2 separate regions of the Homo sapiens genome follow, and region 2 is linked to region 1. Evidence: chromatin loops called from intact Hi-C (ENCODE). Cell type or tissue: HCT116. All regions are shown on one strand. Links, peaks and the distances in the headings refer to the core of each region. The heading gives the core; the rest is flanking DNA.

Region 1 (8,331 bases), core at 32-8,031:
TTTGTTTATCCATTCATCTGTTGATGGACATTGAGTTGCTTCCACTTTTTGGCTATTATGAATCATACTGCCATGAACATTTGTGTACAAATCCTCATCCCTTCTTGCATCTCAGACCTTCCATCTGGGATCCCTTTCCTTCTGCCTGAATTGCATCCTTTAGAATTTTTTTCATGAGGCACTTCAGTGAGGCTGATAGCAAACTGTTTTAGTTTTTACTTGTTTGAAAATTCAGTCTTGGCTGGGTGTGGTGGCTCACACCTGTAATAACAGCACTTTGGGAGGCCGAGGCAGGTGGATCACCTGAGGGTCAGGAGTTCGAGACCAGACTGATCAACATGGTGAAACTCCGTCTCTACAAAAATTAGCTGGGCGTGGTGGTGGGTGCCTGTAATCCCAGCTACTTGGGAGGCTGGGGCAGGAGTAGGCTGCCCCACTTGAACCCGGGAGGCAGAGGTTACGGTGAGCTGAGATCATGTCATTGCACTCCAGCTTGGGTGACAGAGAAAGACTCCATCTCAAAATAAAAAAGAAAGAAAGAAAAGAAAAGAACATTTACTCTTGAATTCTAGGTTGGAAGTTATTTTCTTTCAGTATGTTCAAGATATCATTCTACTGGCTTATGGCTTCCATTATTGCTGTTGTTGAGAAGGCTGCTCTTAAGATTTTCTTTCTATATTCAGGCCAGGCGCAGTGGCTCATGCCACCTAGCACTTTGGGAGGCCATGGTGGGTAGATCACTCGAGGTCAGGAGTCAAGACCAGCCTGGCCAACACAGTGAAACCCCGTGACTACTAAAAATACAAAAATTAGCTGGATGTGGTGGTGGGCACCTGTAATCCCAGCTACTCGGGATGCTGAGGCAGGAGAATCTCTTGAACCTGAAGGCAGAGGTTGCAGTGAGCTGAGATCATGAGCTGAGATCACGCCACTGCACTCCAACCTGGGTGATGGAGTGAGACTTTCTCTCAAAATAAAATTTTTTTTCTTTCTGTATTCAGAATTCTGACATTTCATTGTGATGTATCTGCATGTAGATTCTATTTTATTTATCCTGCTTAGAATTCTTCACGCTTCCAGAACTTGTGGATTGATGCTCCATCAGAATTGGGAAATTCTCAGCCATTATCTTTTCAAATCTTCACCTTGCCACATTCTCTTGTTCTTTCCTTTAAAAAAAAAGTATTTTAAATAAAATAAAATGGGGTCTTGCTGTTTTGCCCAGGCTGGGTTCAAAATCCTGGCTCAAGCAATACTCACATAGTGGGATGAAAGGTATGCATGCACCACCATGCCTGGCTTCTTTTTTTTTTTTTCCTTCTAGAATTCTGATTAAACGATATTAGATTCTTTCATTGTATCCTCCATGTGTCTCAAACTCTTCTTTTTGTCCCTTTTCTGCATTCTGGGTAATTTCTTCTGCTCTGTCTTCCAATGCCTCTCTGGGATCCCACTTTCCTTTAAGTTTTGGCCTGGAAATTCATCTCTCTTGTCAAATATCTGTAATATTGCTAAGGATTTTTTTTTTTTAATTGATCATTCTTGGGTGTTTCTCGCAGAGGGGGATTTGGCAGGGTCACAGGACAATAGTGGAGGGAACGTCAGCAGAAAAACAAGTGAACAAAGGTCTCTGGTTTTCCTAGGCAGAGGACCCTGCGGCCTTCCACAGTGTTTGTGTCCCTGGGTACTTGAGATTAGGGAGTGGTGATGACTCTTAAGGAGCATGCTGCCTTCAAGCATCTGTTTAACAAAGCACATCTTGCACCGCCCTTAATCCATTCAACCCTGAGTGGATACAGCACATGTTTCAGAGAGCACAGGGTTGGGGGTAAGGTCACAGATCAACAGGATCCCAAGGCAGAAGAATTTTTCTTAGTACAGAACAAAATGAAAAGTCTCCCATGTCTACCTCTTTCTACACAGACACAGCAACCACCCGATTTCTCAGTCTTTTCCCCACCTTTCCCCTTTCTATTCCACAAAACTGCCATTGTCATCATGGCCCGTTCTCAATGAGCTGTTGGGTACACCTCCCGGACGGGGTGGTGGCCGGGCAGAGGGACTCCTCACTTCCCAGTAGGGGCGGCCGGGCAGAGGCGCCCCTCATGTCCCAGACGGGGCGGCTGGCCGGGCGGGGGGCTGACCCCCCCACCTCCCTCCCGGACGGGGCGGCTGGCCGGGCAGGGGGCTGACCCCCCCACCTCCCTCCCGGACGGGGCGGCTGGCCGGGCAGAGGGGCTCCTCACTTCCCAGTAGGGGCGGCCGGGCAGAGGCGCCCCTCACCTCCCGGACGGGGCGGCTGGCCGGGCGGGGGGCTGACCCCCCCACCTCCCTCCCGGACGGAGCGGCTGGCCGGGCAGAGGGGCTCCTCACTTCCCAGTAGGGGCGGCCGGGCAGAGGCGCCCCTCACTTCCCGGACGGGGCGGCTGGCTGGGCGGGGGGCTGATCCCCCCACCTCCCTCCCGGACGAGGTGGCTGCTGGGCAGAGACGCTCCTCACTTCCCAGACGGGGTGGCTGCTGGGCGGAGGGGCTCCTCACTTCTCAGACGGGGCGGCTGCCGGGTGGAGGGACTCCTCACTTCTCAGACGGGGCGGTTGCCAGGCAGAGGGTCTCCTCACTTCTCAGACCATGGGTGGCCGGGCAGAGATGCTCCTCACTTCCCAGATGTGATGGCGGCCGGGAAGAGGCGCTCCTCACTTCCTAGATGGGATGGCGGCCGGGCAGAGACGCTCCTCACTCTCCAGACTGGGCAGCCAGGCAGAGGGGCTCCTCACATCCCAGATGATGGGCGGCCAGGCGGAGACGCTCCTCACTTCCCAGACGGGGTGGCGGCCAGGCAGAGGCTGCAATCTCGGCACTTTGGGAGGCCAAGGCAGGCTGCTGGGAGGTGGAGGTTGTAGCGAGCCAAGATCACGCCACTGCACTCCAGCCTGGGCACCATTGAGCACTGAGTGAACGAGACTCCGTCTGCAATCCCGGCACCTCGGGAGGCCGAGGCTGGCGGATCACTCGCGGTTAGGAGCTGGAGACCAGCCCGGCCAACACAGCGAAACCCCGTCTCCACCAAAAAAATACGAAAACCAGTCAGGCGTGGCGTCGCGCGCCTGCAATCGCAGGCACTGGGCAGGCTGAGGCAGGAGAATCAGGCAGGGAGGTTGCAGTGAGCCGAGATGGCAGCAGCACCGTCCAGCTTCAGCTCGGCATCAGAGGGAGACCGTGGAAAGAGAGGGAGAGGGAGACTGTGGAAAGAGAGGGAGAGGGAGACCGTGGGGAGAGGGAGAGGGAGAGGGAGAGGAGGATTTTTTTTTTAAAAAGCCTTTATCCAGCTTTTGCATTTGTTTTCAATGGGAAGGTTGGTCTGAATAACTTAGCCTATCATTACAGGAAATGGAAGTCCTACCATCCTCCTCACTCCCTCTTTTTCATGTATGTTCTCCTTTCCCTGATGATCCAAATTGGAGCCATTCTCCAGGGACTGTCTCCAAGCCCATCTCTTCCATCGGCCCTTCCCTGTCCTGCCCCTGTTGAGCTTTCCTGCCCCTAGAACTAGAACCGATTGTCCCCTACTCAGTGGCAGCACGTGGGGACCTCTCCTGGATTGTTCACTTATCAGATAGCTTAGGAATTGATGTATTGTCTTCCACAGTAGATGATCAGCTCTGTAGGTGATCAGGGAAGGCAGGAATAGCTCCCACCAGTAGCTCAAAATCATAGCAAATAAGAAGGGTTGGTGGAGATAAGAGAGATTTGAGTACAGTAAGTTTGAAGCAGTTTCTGGTGTCTGACCAGGTATTCGATGGTACAGGTTAAGACCCTCTGTCCCCAACGGCTTCTTTAAACCCCTATTGGCCCCAAGGGACCTTCTTCCTCGAACTGGAGGCTTCTGGGAGAGGGAGCTTGGTTCTGGAAACCCCAGGTCAGACAGCACCAGGGGGCGGTAGAGGCTTAAAGGCAACTGCATTGCCCTGGCAGGAGAGTAGGTGACTGCCCAAGCATTCCCATTGCAGCCCTGGGCCACGTTCACGTACTTGGGGGTCGAGCCGGAACCGAACAGAACTAGGCTTAGACCAATGTACCTGCTCCAAGTTGGACCTCTTTCGGTCCCCAGGACCTAAAACAAGATATGATGAATGACCTCCCTTCCATCCTGTCCTGTATCCCCTTGGGTCCCGTGCTAAGGTGGCGCCCCACTGAATTCCAGTTTCTGGACCAGGGAAATCCTTTCAATCCACTCTCCTAATCATTCTCAGCTAAAAAAAAAAAAAAGTTTTAATATATGATAGTGAGTGTCAATTAAGGTATAAAAAAAAAGAGAATGAGGATGGACTTGCCTTATTGTGGCGTGATCTCTGCTCTCTGCAGCCCCGACCTCAGGTGATCCTCCCACCTTAGGCTCCCTAGTAGCTGGAACTACAGGTGCTGCACCACCACCCTCGGCTAATATTTTTATATTTTTTGTAGAGACAAGGTTTCACTATGTTGCCCAGGCTGATCTCAAACTCCTGGACTCAAGTGATCCACCCTCCTTGGCCTCCCAAAGAGCTGGGATTACAGGCTTGAGCCACCAGGCCTGGCTGAAATTCTAATATATAACACAGGGGTTTGTTCAGTTAAGTGGGAAAAGAATAAAAATGATTTTACCATAGCTGGATTTCCAAATGGAAGAAAATAAAATTAGAGCTTTATCTTATACCATATGCAAAAATAAACTCCAGCTGGATCAAAAATTTAAATATAAAACTAAATGCATAAAATCTAATGAAAATCTAGAAGCCCGCATGTATGATGTATAAGAGTGGGAAAATATTAACCAAGATTGAAAATCGAGAAGCTACAACAGGAAAAAAAGGGTATAAATATTTCACTGTATAAAAGTTAAAACATTTTGGGGATGGAAAAACAGGACATAAATACAGGCATTAGGAAAATTTTCTTTTAAAAAGGAAAATAGTAGATTTAGAAATACGTTGTAATGCAGGTGGCAAGCCATGAGTTAACAGCTGTACTATACAAAAAGATCTTACAAGTTAACAAGAAAAAGACAAACACTTCACGGAAAAATGGTGAAGTCATGGATAGAGGATTCATGGAAACACAATTATTAAAAAAGACTCAGGCCTGTAATCCCAGCACTTTGGGAGGCCGAGGCAAGCAGATCACGAGGTCAGGAGATCCAGACCATCCTGGTTAACACAGTGAAACCCCGTCTCTAGTAAAAATACAAAAAGTTAGCCAGGCATGGGGACATGTGCCTGTAATCCCAGCTACTCGGGAGGCTGAGGCAGGGGAATCACTTGAACCCAGAAGGCTGAGGTTGCAGTGATCTGAGATTGCGCCACTGCACTCCAGCCTGGGCGACAGAGACTCTGTCTCAAACAACAACAACAACAAAGAAACACATATCTACTCTCTAACCGAGCAATCCTACTCTTAGAAATCTATCCCATGGAAATAAAACCAGCCATCCATAGGGATAGGTGTACAGTCTAAGGATGCTCAGTGTAGGATTAGTTAGTTGCAAAACACTGAAAACAGTAAATGCCCATCAGCGAATGGTTGAATAAATGGTTAACAGCCATTCAGTGAAATATTATTCAGTCTTTAAAAAGAAGGGAACTGAGGGCCAGGCACAGTGGCTCATTTCTGTAATCCCAGCACTTTGGGAGACCGAGGCAGGCGGATCACGAGGTCAGGAGTTTGAGACCAGCCTGGCCAATATGGTGAAACCCTGTCTCTACTAAAAATACAAAAATTAGCTGGGTGTGATGGTGCGTGCCTGTAGTCCCAGCTACTCCGGAGGCTGAGGCAGGAGAATTGCTTGAACCCGGGAGGTGGAGGTTGCAGTGAGCCAAGATCGCACCATTGCACTCCAGCCTGGGCCACAGAGCGAGACTCCGTCTCAAAAACAAAAACAAAAACAAAAAACAAAAAAGAAGGGAGCTGTAGAGCTGTAACAATTGTCTTGGAGGAATATTTAGGAGGTATTGTTGAGAAAGAAAAGCAAGAAGCAAAAAGTGTGAATAATGTGATCCTGTTTTTTGAAAACTAACAACAAATCCCCTATATTTCCTGTACACATATATATGTGTGTATATATATGACTATATGAGCAATAAAAAGTGAATGAATACAAACTGGGTAGTGGACATGGGTTACCTGGTTGGGAGAGAAGGAGAGGAAAAAAGAAGTTTAAAAACAAGATTAGGCCAGGCGCAGTGGCTCATTTCTGTAATCCTAGCACTTTGGGAGGCTGAGGCGGGCAGATCACGATGTCAAGAGATCGAGACCATCCTGGCCAACATGGTGAAACCCCGTCTCTACTGAAAATACAAGAATTAGCTGGACATGGTGGCACGCGCCTGTAGTCCCAGCTACTTGGGAGGCTGAGGCAGGAGAATCGCTTGAACATGGGAGTCAGAGGTTGCAGTGAGCCAAGATTATGCCACTGCACTCCAGCCTGGTGACAAAGCGAGACTCCGTCTCAAAAAAAAAAAAAAAAGAAGAAGACTAGGTTTGGTGTGGTGGCTAATGCCTGTAATCCTAGCATTTTGGAAGGCCAAGGTGGGCAGATTGCTTGAGCCCAGGAGTTTGAGACCAGCCTGAGCAACATGGTGAAACCCTGTCTCTACAAAAAACAAAAATAAAAAAATTAGCCGAGCATAGTGTCGTGTGCCTGTAGTCCCAGCTACTCAGGAGGCTGAGGTAGGAGGACCACTTGAGCCCAGGAGTTTGAAGCTGCAGTGAGCCATGATCGTGCCACTGCACTCGAGCCTGGGTGACAGAGGAAGACCCTGTCTCAAAAACAAACAAACAAAACACTGCTTTAAAAAGTTTGGAAGATAGAATAACACTTAATGTGTTTAGGTAAAATTGTTTGTACTGATATGTAGAAAAATCGTTTTAAAAGAATAAAATAGTAAAAAATCTAGTTCAGACCTTCATCACCTCTTATCAGTCTTCCCCTGTCAAGGAGAGTCAGACCTCAGTCCACACTGAACCCCTTACAGACTCTTTCCTGTCCCTACACCAGACCCATGGACATTGAAGATCATATCTAAATCAGGTCTGTTCCTCCAAAGTCTGAATGGTGCCAAGTGTCCGGGGCCAATCCCTGCTTAAATATTCAGTAAGTCTCTTGAGGTGATTGCTTCATCTCTCAGCCTGGAGAATCTTCAGAGGGAAGGTGGATGCCACAGCCCCTTGCCTCATAGAAATACATTTTTTTTTTTTGAGACAGGCTCTTGCTCTGTTGCCCAGACTGGAGTGCAGTGGCGGGATCGCCACTTGCTCACTGCAGCCTTGACCTCCCAGGCTCAAGTGATCCTCCCACCTCAGCCTCCTGAGTAGCTGGGGTTACAAGCACATGTCACCACCACACCCAGATAATTTTTTTTTTTTTTTGAGACGGAGTCTCACTCTGTCGCCAGGTTGGAGTGCAGTGGCACCATCTCAGCTCACTGCAACCTCCACCACCCAGCTTCAAGCAATTCTCCTGCCTCAGCCTCCTGAGTAGCTGGGACTACAGGCGTGCGCCACCACACCCGGCTAATTTTTTATTTTTAGTAGACACGGGGTTTCACCATGTTGGCCAGGTCTGGATCTCTAGACCTCGTGATCCACCCGCCTCAGCCTCCCAAAGTGCTGGAATTACAGGGGTGAGCCACTGCGCCCAGCCAATTTTTGTGTTTTTCGTAGAGATGGAGTTTCACCATGTTGCCCAGTCTAGTCTTGAACTCCTGGGCTCAAGTGATCTGCCTGCCTTGGCCTCCCAAACTGCTGGGATTACAGGTGTGGGCTCATAGAAATGCTTGTGGCCTCATAGAAATTCTTTTTTTTTTTTGAGATGGAGTCTTGCTCTGTCACCCAGGCTGGAGTGCAATGGTGCAGTAGTCTAGGCTCACTGCAACCTCCGCCTCCTGGGTTCAAGCAATTCTCCTGCCTCAGCCTCCCGAGTAGCTGGGACTACAGGTGCGTGCCACCACACCTGGCTAATTTTTGTACTTTTAGTAGAAACAGGGTTTCACTATGTTGACCAGGCTCGTCTCAAACCTCTGACCTCATGATCTGCCCACCTTGGCCTCCCAAAGTGCTGGGATTACAGGCGTGAGCCACTGCACCCTGCCTCATAGAAATTCTAGAAGCAGTCTGCCTCAAATGTTCATGGGCATCAGAATCATGGTTTGAGGGATGAGGATGGCATTCTGACTGGCAGGACTGGAGTGGAGCCCAATAATCAGTGTTATTTTTCAAACATTCCCATGTTATTCTGCTACCACTTTGAGAATCTCTTCTAAACACAGAACCACATAGACAGTTGATTTTTTCATATC
Region 2 (8,331 bases), core at 281-8,280, 77 kb after region 1:
AACTAGTAAGCACTGTGACCTTGCTATACCCTCCATATAGCCATATTTTTACAAGATTTGGGGGTGTCAGGAATTAAATATGGCTATATGTTTTATATACCTATATATTTCTCTCTCCAGTATATAGAATAAGACATAATGCCACTTAAAAGATTGAGAAACTTAAATGTTTATCTGAGGTGAAACTGCTAAGGATAGGAGCTACCTTTACTAAACAAGTCTTCTTACTTCTACCCCAGTGCTTTTTCCATTATTAGTCTTATGGCTTTCAGCAGAATCACCTTGGGTTCTTGTTAAAAATGTAGATTCAGGCCGGGTGCAGTGGCTCACGCCTGTAATCCCAGCACTCTGGGAGGCTGAGGCGGGCGGATCACCTGAGGTCAGGGGTTCAAGACCAGCCTCAACATGGAGAAACCCCGTCTCTACTAAAAATACAAAATTAGCCGGGCGTTGTGGTGCATGCCTGTAATCCCAGCTACTCGGGAGGCTGAGGCAGGAGAATTGCTTGAACCTGGGAGGCGGAGGTTGCGGTGAGCCAAGATCACGCCATTGCACTCCAGCCTGGGCAACAAGAGTGAAACTCTGTCTCAGGAAAAAAAAAAAAAAAAAGTAGATTCTGAGGCTGAGTGCAGGGGCTCACGCCTGTAACCCCAGCACTTTGGGAGGCTGAGGTGGGAGGATGGCTTGAGTTCAGAGTTCAAGACCAGCCTGGGCCACATAGCAAGAGTTTGTATCTACTGAAAAAGAAAACAAGCAAAAAATTTAATGTCGATTCTGACCAGCATAAATCAGCAGGTCTGGGGTAGGGTTCAGGAAATGATATTTTATTTTATTTATTTATTTTTTGGAGACAGTTTCGCTATTGTTGCCCAGGCTGGAGTGCAGTGGTGCGATCTCGGCTCACTGCAACCTCTGCCTCCCGGGTTCAAGTGATTCTTCTGCCTCAGCCTCCCAAGTAGCTGGGATTACAGGCATGTGCCATCACGCCTGGCTAATTTTTGTATTTTTTAGCAGAGACAGGGTTTCACCATGTTGGCCAGGCTAGTCTCGAACTCCTAACCTAAGGTCATCCACCCGCCTCAACCTCCCAAAGTGCTGGGATTACAGGCGTGAGCCACCACGCCTAGCCCAGGAAATGATATTTTAAATATCCCCTTGCCCCATTTTTTAATGCAAATAGAATGGATCAGGGCTAGAAAAACATTCTTTTGGACCATATGAATAACAGGCTTCTAAGAAAATTACCTTCATTATAGTAAATAGGGTGGACAGTTTTTTTTTTTAAATTTATCCAAAATGTATTGGTTACACTAAAGTAGTATAGTGCTGTTTATTTTTTTTTTTTTATAGTCTTAGCCTTAGCCTAATTTACATTGTTTCCTATCTTAGTATTCATAGACTTTTGGACCTAGGTTAGTTTGCCTTATTAAAATGACACTGGGTTAGTAGGATACTTAGGCAAGAGAGTGGAGTGTCCAGGAAGCTTCTTAAGTGAGCAAAAGGGTATATAGTGATAGTGGTTTGTTTCTTCTTCTTCTTCTTCTTCTTCCTCTTCCTCTTCTTCTTCCTCTTCCTCTTCTTCTTCCTTCTTCTTCTTCCTCCTTCTTCCCCCCCCCCCCTTTTTTTTTTTTTTGGCTCACGTGATCCTCCCACCTCAGCATCCTGTGTAGCTGTAGCTGGGAATATAGGCATTTGCCACCATGTCTGGCCAATTTTTAAATTTTTTTCATAGAGACAGGGTCTCCCTATGTTGCCTAGATTGGTCTGGAACTCCAGGGCTCAAGCTGTCATCCTGCCTCAGCCTCCCAAAGTGCTGGGATTATAGGCGTGAGCCACCATACCCAGCCTGTAATACTTTGATTATTGATCATAGATAATAATTTTCTCCATCTGTAAATGGGGTTGTTTCATTACCATCAAATTGTATGTAAAACATTTGGAAATTATCACAGATTCTGTTTTAGAGTATCTTTCATTTTAAGGTATTTACTTTCAAAAATGCCAAATTTAAATTAGCCGGGCTTGGTAGTGGGCTCCTGTAATCCCAGCTACTCAGGAGGCTGAGATAGGAGAATCGCTTGAACCTGGGAGGCAGAGGTTGCAGTGAGCTGAGATCACGCCACTGTACTCCAGCTGGGGCAACAGAGTGAGTGAGACCCTGTCTCACAAACAAACACCCCCAAAATGTCTAATTTGGAAATAAAAGGAAGACTAATTTCTTTATTTTCTGAACCCTTGAGCGTTCTGCATAGTGATTTAAAGTTTACAAAATATCTTCCATTTGTTGTCTCTTTTGGTCTGTATGCCAGTCCTAAAAAGGGGGATGGGGTAGGTGTGGTGTGATGGCTTATGCCTGTAGCCCTAGCTACTTGGGAGGTTAAGGCAGGAGGATTGCTTGAGCCCAGGAGTTTGAGGCTGCAAGTGAGCTATGATTGTGTGACTGCACTCTAATCTCCAGCCTGAGCCATAGAGCTAGAACCTGTCTTAAAAAAAAAAAAAAAAAGGTGGTGATAATATTTTCATTTTGCAGAGGAGGCTGCTGAGACTCAGGCTCTGCTTGCCAAAAGTCACACAAGTGTCTAGCTATTATCTCTTATTGGAGAGCTAAGCTTTGCAGCCCAGTCTTTTTTAGGGATTGCCTAGAAAAATATAGGAAGAAGTTTATTGGCTGGGTGCGGTGGCTCACACCTGTAATCCCAGCACTTTGGGAGGCTGAGGCGGGCAGATCACGAGGTCAGGAATTCAAGACCAGCCTGGCCAATATAGTGAAACCCTGTCTCTACTAAAAATACAAAAATTAGCCAGGCATGGTGGCACGTGCCTGTAGTCCCAGCTATTCAGGAGGCTGACTGAGGCAGGAGAATTGCTTGAACCCAGGAGGTAGAGGTTGCAGTGAGCCAAGAGTGTGCCACTGTACTCCAGCTTGGGCAACAGAGTGAGACTGTCTTAAAAAAAAAAAAATTTTTTTTTATTAAACATGAAATGGAGGCCAGGTGCGGTGGATCACACCTGTAATCCCAGCACTTTGGGAGGCCAAGGCGGGCAGATCACTTGAGGTCAGGAGTTCGAGACCAGCTTGGCCAACATGGTGAAACCCCATCTCTACTAAAACACAAAGAAATTAGCTGGGCATGGTGATGCATGCCTGTAATCCCAGCTACTCAGGAGACTGAGGCAGGAGAGTCACTTGAACCTGCGAGGCGGAGGTTGCAGTGAGCCAAGATTGTGACACTGTGCTCCAGCCTGGGTGACAGAGTGAGACTCAGTCTTTAAGGAAAAAAAAATAGATGAAATGGAGGAGTTGCAGTGGAAAGTTAAATGAGGCTGGAAAGTTTTGGGGTAATGGAGTGATCCTGGAATAGTAAAATTTTCAGTGTAGCTATGGAAAAACAATAGTAAGTTTAAGAAGGCATTTGATTGTTGGCTTATTATAGTATCACAAGACTGGCTGCTGTCTACATAATCCCCCCAGATATTTTCTACTCAAATATTTTCCACTCTTCAAACTTTAGAATTGTGAAGTGAACCTTATAGATTTGTCTAACTCCTTTATTTTTAAGACAGAGTCTCACTCTGTCGCCCAGGCTGGAGTGCAGTGGTGTGAACTCGGCTTCACTGCAAGCTCCACCTCCCGGGTTCACACCATTCTCCTGTGTCAGCCTCCCGAGTAGCTGGGACTACAGGCGCCTGCCACACGCCTGGCTAATTTTTTGTGTTTTTAGTAGAGACTGGGTTTCGCCGTGTTAGCCAGGATGGTCTCGATCTGCTGACCTCGTGATCTGCCCGCCTCGGCCTCCCAAAGTGCTGGGATTACAGGCGTGAGCCACTGCGCCTGGCCTTTAACTCCTCTATTTTTGGATCACGAAACTAATATAGGCGGCATGGTGACTCACACCTGTAATCCCAGCACTTTGTGAGGTTGAGGCAGAAGGATAACTCGAGGCTAGGAGTTTGAAACCAGCCTGGGCAACATAGTGAGACACCATCTCTACAAAAAAAAATTTTTTTTTTTTTAATTAGCCACACATGGTGGTGAGTGCCTGTAGTCCTAGCTACTTAGGAGGCTGAGGTGGGAGGATCACTTGAGCCCAGGAGTTCAGTGTTACAGTAAACTATGATGACTTCACTGCATTCCGTCCTGCCTAGGCAACAGGGTGAGATTCTGTCTCTAAAAATAAAAAGAAATTAATAGCTAATAATGGGTCACATGCCCCATTAGTGACAGAACTGTAATTCAGATCCCCTGAGTTTCATGTTGCCACTCTTTACAAGTATATTTTTTCTTTTGGAATTCATTAATCAAGAAATACTCATGTAGGCTGGGCACAGTGGCTCATGCCTGTAATCCCAGCACTTTGGGAGTATGAGGTGGGTGGATCACCTGAAGTCAGAAGTTCGAGGCCAGCCTGGCCAACATGGTGAAACCCCGTCTCTACTAAAAATACAAAAAATTAGCCACCTGGTGGCGGGCACCTGTAATCCCAGCTACTCAGGAGGCTTGAGGCAGGAGAATCGCTTGAACCTAGGAAGTGAAGGTTGCAGTGAGCCGAGATCGCGCTGTTGCACTCCAGCCTAGGCAACAAGAGTGAAACTCCATCTTAGGGGGGGAAAAAAAAAAAAGAAAAAGAAATACTCACATAGATTGGAGCTCACTGGTAATTTTTGGTCTACCTACATGTATATAGGAGTGTACTGGGTACTTGAAGGAAGCCATTAATTTTTACTGTGACCTGTTTTTTAAAAAGAGGAAAAATGTTTTCAGAATTTCTAACAGACCACTTACCCTAAACCTAATTTCCTGGAAAACACCATTATTATGGGGGCTGACTTGAGGTTTTCCTTCACTGAAACTGGTTATGGCAACTTTCCAATTCAGTTTTTTAAAAGTTTGTCGATATATGTTGAATGTAAGTTCTTTAGTATTTTTTTCTTAAACATTTGATGCTTCCTTCTCCTTGACTACTGAGTGATAACAAGAAATGAAATTGAACAAGCCTTAAGGCTCTAATGACCAGTAATGTAAAACTCAAATATTTCATTATAAAAGTTTACATATTTTTTGATATATGGAGACCTTTCTAATATAGTGATATGTTCTACTTGATAAAATAATTCCTTGATTATGAGAGTTAAATCATTAGTATCTTGTGATGTTAAGCGGCGCGCATCATGATGACTAAGTATTTACAGTTGAACAAGTTTCAGACCCGCTACGAACATGTTCATTCTCTGAGTCAACAAATGCTTTTTAACTAAATGCCATTCTGGCCTACATACTGTGTCAGATATGGATATAAACATAAGTAAAACTCAGGGCACAAAAGTGCTACCACTTTTTTTCCCCCCGTGAGATGGAGATTCTCTCTTGTTGCCCCAGACTGGAGTGCAATGGTGTGATCTCGGCTCACTGCAACTTCTGCCTCCCAGTTTCAAGTGATTCTCCTGCCTCAGCCTCCCAAGTAGCTGGGATTACAGGAACATGCCACCACGCCCAGCTAATTTTTGTATTTTAAATGCAGACGAGGTTTTGCCATGTTGGCCAGGCTGATCTCGACCTCCTGACCTCAAGTAGTCTGCCTGCCTTGGCCTCCCACAGTGCTGGGATTACAGCCGTGAGCCACCATGCCTGGCCTTTTTTTTTTCTTTAAACTAAAGACTTAACTGTTTTTTTCCGTATCTCCTCAGCCCCATGTTTTAGACTATTTTACCCCAAAATTGTATTTATTAATTTGGCTTTCCCATTTGAAAAAACAAATTGATCTTAGCATGGTGGTTAGCTTGAGGCAATCTTTAGTGAGTCAGTATAATTTTAGCTAAAACAGTTGTATCTCATGTAAAAGTATGATTTTCTTTAGGTTTTTTTTTTTTAATTGAAAGTAACTCATGAATTCTCTTTATTATCTCTTCTAAGGGCTTGAGGATATCATGTTATCCCTGGATGAGATATCCTTCCCAGGCCTAACATTCTGATTTAACAACACTTTCACTAAAGCCTTTTGCCCCACCTTTGTTCCTGTTTATTAATATATTTAGTTATATGATTAAAATTGAACTATTTTATCCTAGATGGAAAGTATCAGATGGAAATTCGTTTAGGTCATAATTAAACTTGTGTGCCTTAGAAAACATCTGTATTTGAAAATCAAATTGGCCAGGCACCATGGCTCATGTCTGTAATCCCAGCACCTTGTGGGGCCAAAGTGGGCAAATTGCTTGAGCTCAGAAGTTCAAGAACAAACTGGGCGGGCAACATGGTGAAATCCCGTCTCTACAAAAAATAACAAGAATTAGCCACATGTGGTGGTGTGCACCTGTAGTCCCAGCTTCTTAGGAAGCTGAGATGGGAGGATTACTTGAGCCCAGGAGGTTGAGGCTGCAGTGAGCCGTGGTTATGCCACTGCACTCCAGCCTGGGCGATGGTGAGACCCTGTTTTAAAAAATAAATAAAGGAAGAAAAAAATCAAATTAATTTGGTTGTTGTATAGGTCACTAAAAAGGCCATGGCAAGAATATAGTAGGTTTTTGTAGTACTGGATAATTTGAACTCTATTTTGGGTAGAAAGTTTTTCCTTTTTTTTTAAACCTTAAAAACTCTCTAGGGATTAAGTAATGTGCTCAATGTTTTCAGTTAATGTTTTCTGAGAGGTAGCATATATCATATGTTAGAGTTGCTTAGAAAAATATCTAAACGATGCTGAAAGTAATAATTGTTTCTATGCCACCTAAAGACTCATTTTCAGGAGAAATTTGCAAAAATTAAGCTTTGGTTTGGAAATAAATGTACCATTTTTTATTCAGTGTTTCTGAAAGTTTCATGTGATCACAGTTTCAATAAATGAAATGATATTTAAGTCCATTAACATGACTTGAATCCTATTTTGAATACTTTTGCAAATCAGAGAATCACCTGCGTAATTTTTTTTATCTTGATTTTCACATATGTATTTGCATTACTTAAAAAGAAGAAATAAGTACTTTAAAGATGTCAGTGTAGGTTCTTGGCCTTTATCAGTTTAATGGTCTTTTTTCCCCTCTTTTCTCTTTTTCGACAAGGTTTTTCTCTGTCACCCAGGCTGGAGTGCAGTGGTGCGATGATAGCTCACTCCAGCTCCTGGGCTCAAGTGGTCCTTCTGCCTCAATATTTTCAGTGGCTAGGACTGCAGGTGCATGCCACCATGCCCAGCTAATTTTTTTAAGAAAAATTTTTTGGAGAGACAGAGTCTTGCTCTATTGCCCAGTATGGTCTCAAACTCCTGTCCTCAAGGCATCTTCCTGCCTTGGCCTCCCCAAGTGCTGGGATTACAGGCGTGAGCCACCAAGCCCAGCCCAGTTTTAATTGTCTTTTGAAAGTGGATTTTAGGCCGGGCTCATTGGCTTACACCTGTAATCCCAGCACTTTGGAGGCTGAGGTGAGCAGATCACTCAAGCCCAGGAGTTTGAGACCAGCCTGAGCAATATGGTGAAACCCCATCTCTACTAAAAATACAAAAATTAGCCAGATGTAGTGGCAGGCACTTGTAGTGTCAGCTACTCAGGAGGCCTAGAGGCAAGAATTGCTTGAGCCTGGAAGCTGGAATTTACAGTGAGCGGAGATGGCACCACAGCACTCCAGCCTGGGTGACTTAGCAAGATCCTGTCTCAAAAAAAACATGGATTTTGTGACTTTTTGATGGCTTTTATATTTACTTGCACTTCATTAAGGTCGTCTTTAAAGACAACTTTAGATATCTTTAAAAGACAACTTCAGACATTTTTAAGCTTTTTTAACTGCTTATGCATTAGCTTCACAAATGTTCTGTTTTCTCTCATTCTCAGCTGAAGTTCCAGCTGGTCAGATTACTCTATTTTGCCTATTTATTGGTAATTCATGGAACGTGGTGCTGCGGTTGTGGTGTTTTTTTTTTTTTTTACATCATCACTATATGCAGTGCCCAGAACAGTGCCTTGAATATAGTAGAAACTCTCTTTCTCTCTCTCCTTCTCTCTCTCTCTCTCTCTCTATATATATATATATGTATATATATACGTATACATATACACACATATATATGTGTATATATATATTATTTTATTTTATTTTATTTTTGTCTCTTTGAGACAGAGTTTCACTCTTGTTGCCCAGTCTGGAGTGCGATGGTACGATGTCAGCTCACTGCAACCTCCGCCTCCCGGGTTTAAGCGATTCTCCTGCCTCAGCCTCCCAAGTAGCTAGGATTACAGGCATGCACCACCATGCCCAGCTAATTTTGTATTTTTAGTAGATACAGGGTTTCACCATGTTGGTCAGGCTGGTCTTGAACTCCTGACCTCAGGTGATCCACCCGCCTCGGC

What was found. Peaks named below come from ENCODE experiments on the same cell type or tissue, not always from the same donor. Only the 100,000 strongest peaks of a DNase experiment are listed, where the experiment ranks them.
Region 2: a loop joins it to region 1, with 2.5 times the contacts of the local background. A loop is called at or near these places in 3 of 110 quality-filtered maps.

What each region holds. Positions count from the first base shown.
Region 1 is chr17:44,518,942-44,527,272 of GRCh38, reverse strand. No RefSeq gene overlaps it. Among named protein-coding and RNA genes, the nearest start is that of GPATCH8, 20 kb to the right of the region's middle. RefSeq lists a silencer at 3,780-3,839. In HCT116, for the core only: a CTCF peak has its summit at 3,942 (motif pointing right); a DNase peak (open chromatin) is centred at 3,912.
Region 2 is chr17:44,441,792-44,450,122 of GRCh38, reverse strand. All of the region lies in intron 3 of GPATCH8 (G-patch domain containing 8), which reads left to right. Among named protein-coding and RNA genes, the nearest start is that of ITGA2B, 56 kb to the right of the region's middle. In HCT116, for the core only: CTCF peaks have their summits at 4,293 and 4,492 (motif pointing right); DNase peaks (open chromatin) are centred at 3,872 and 4,452; H3K27ac peaks cover 1,273 bases.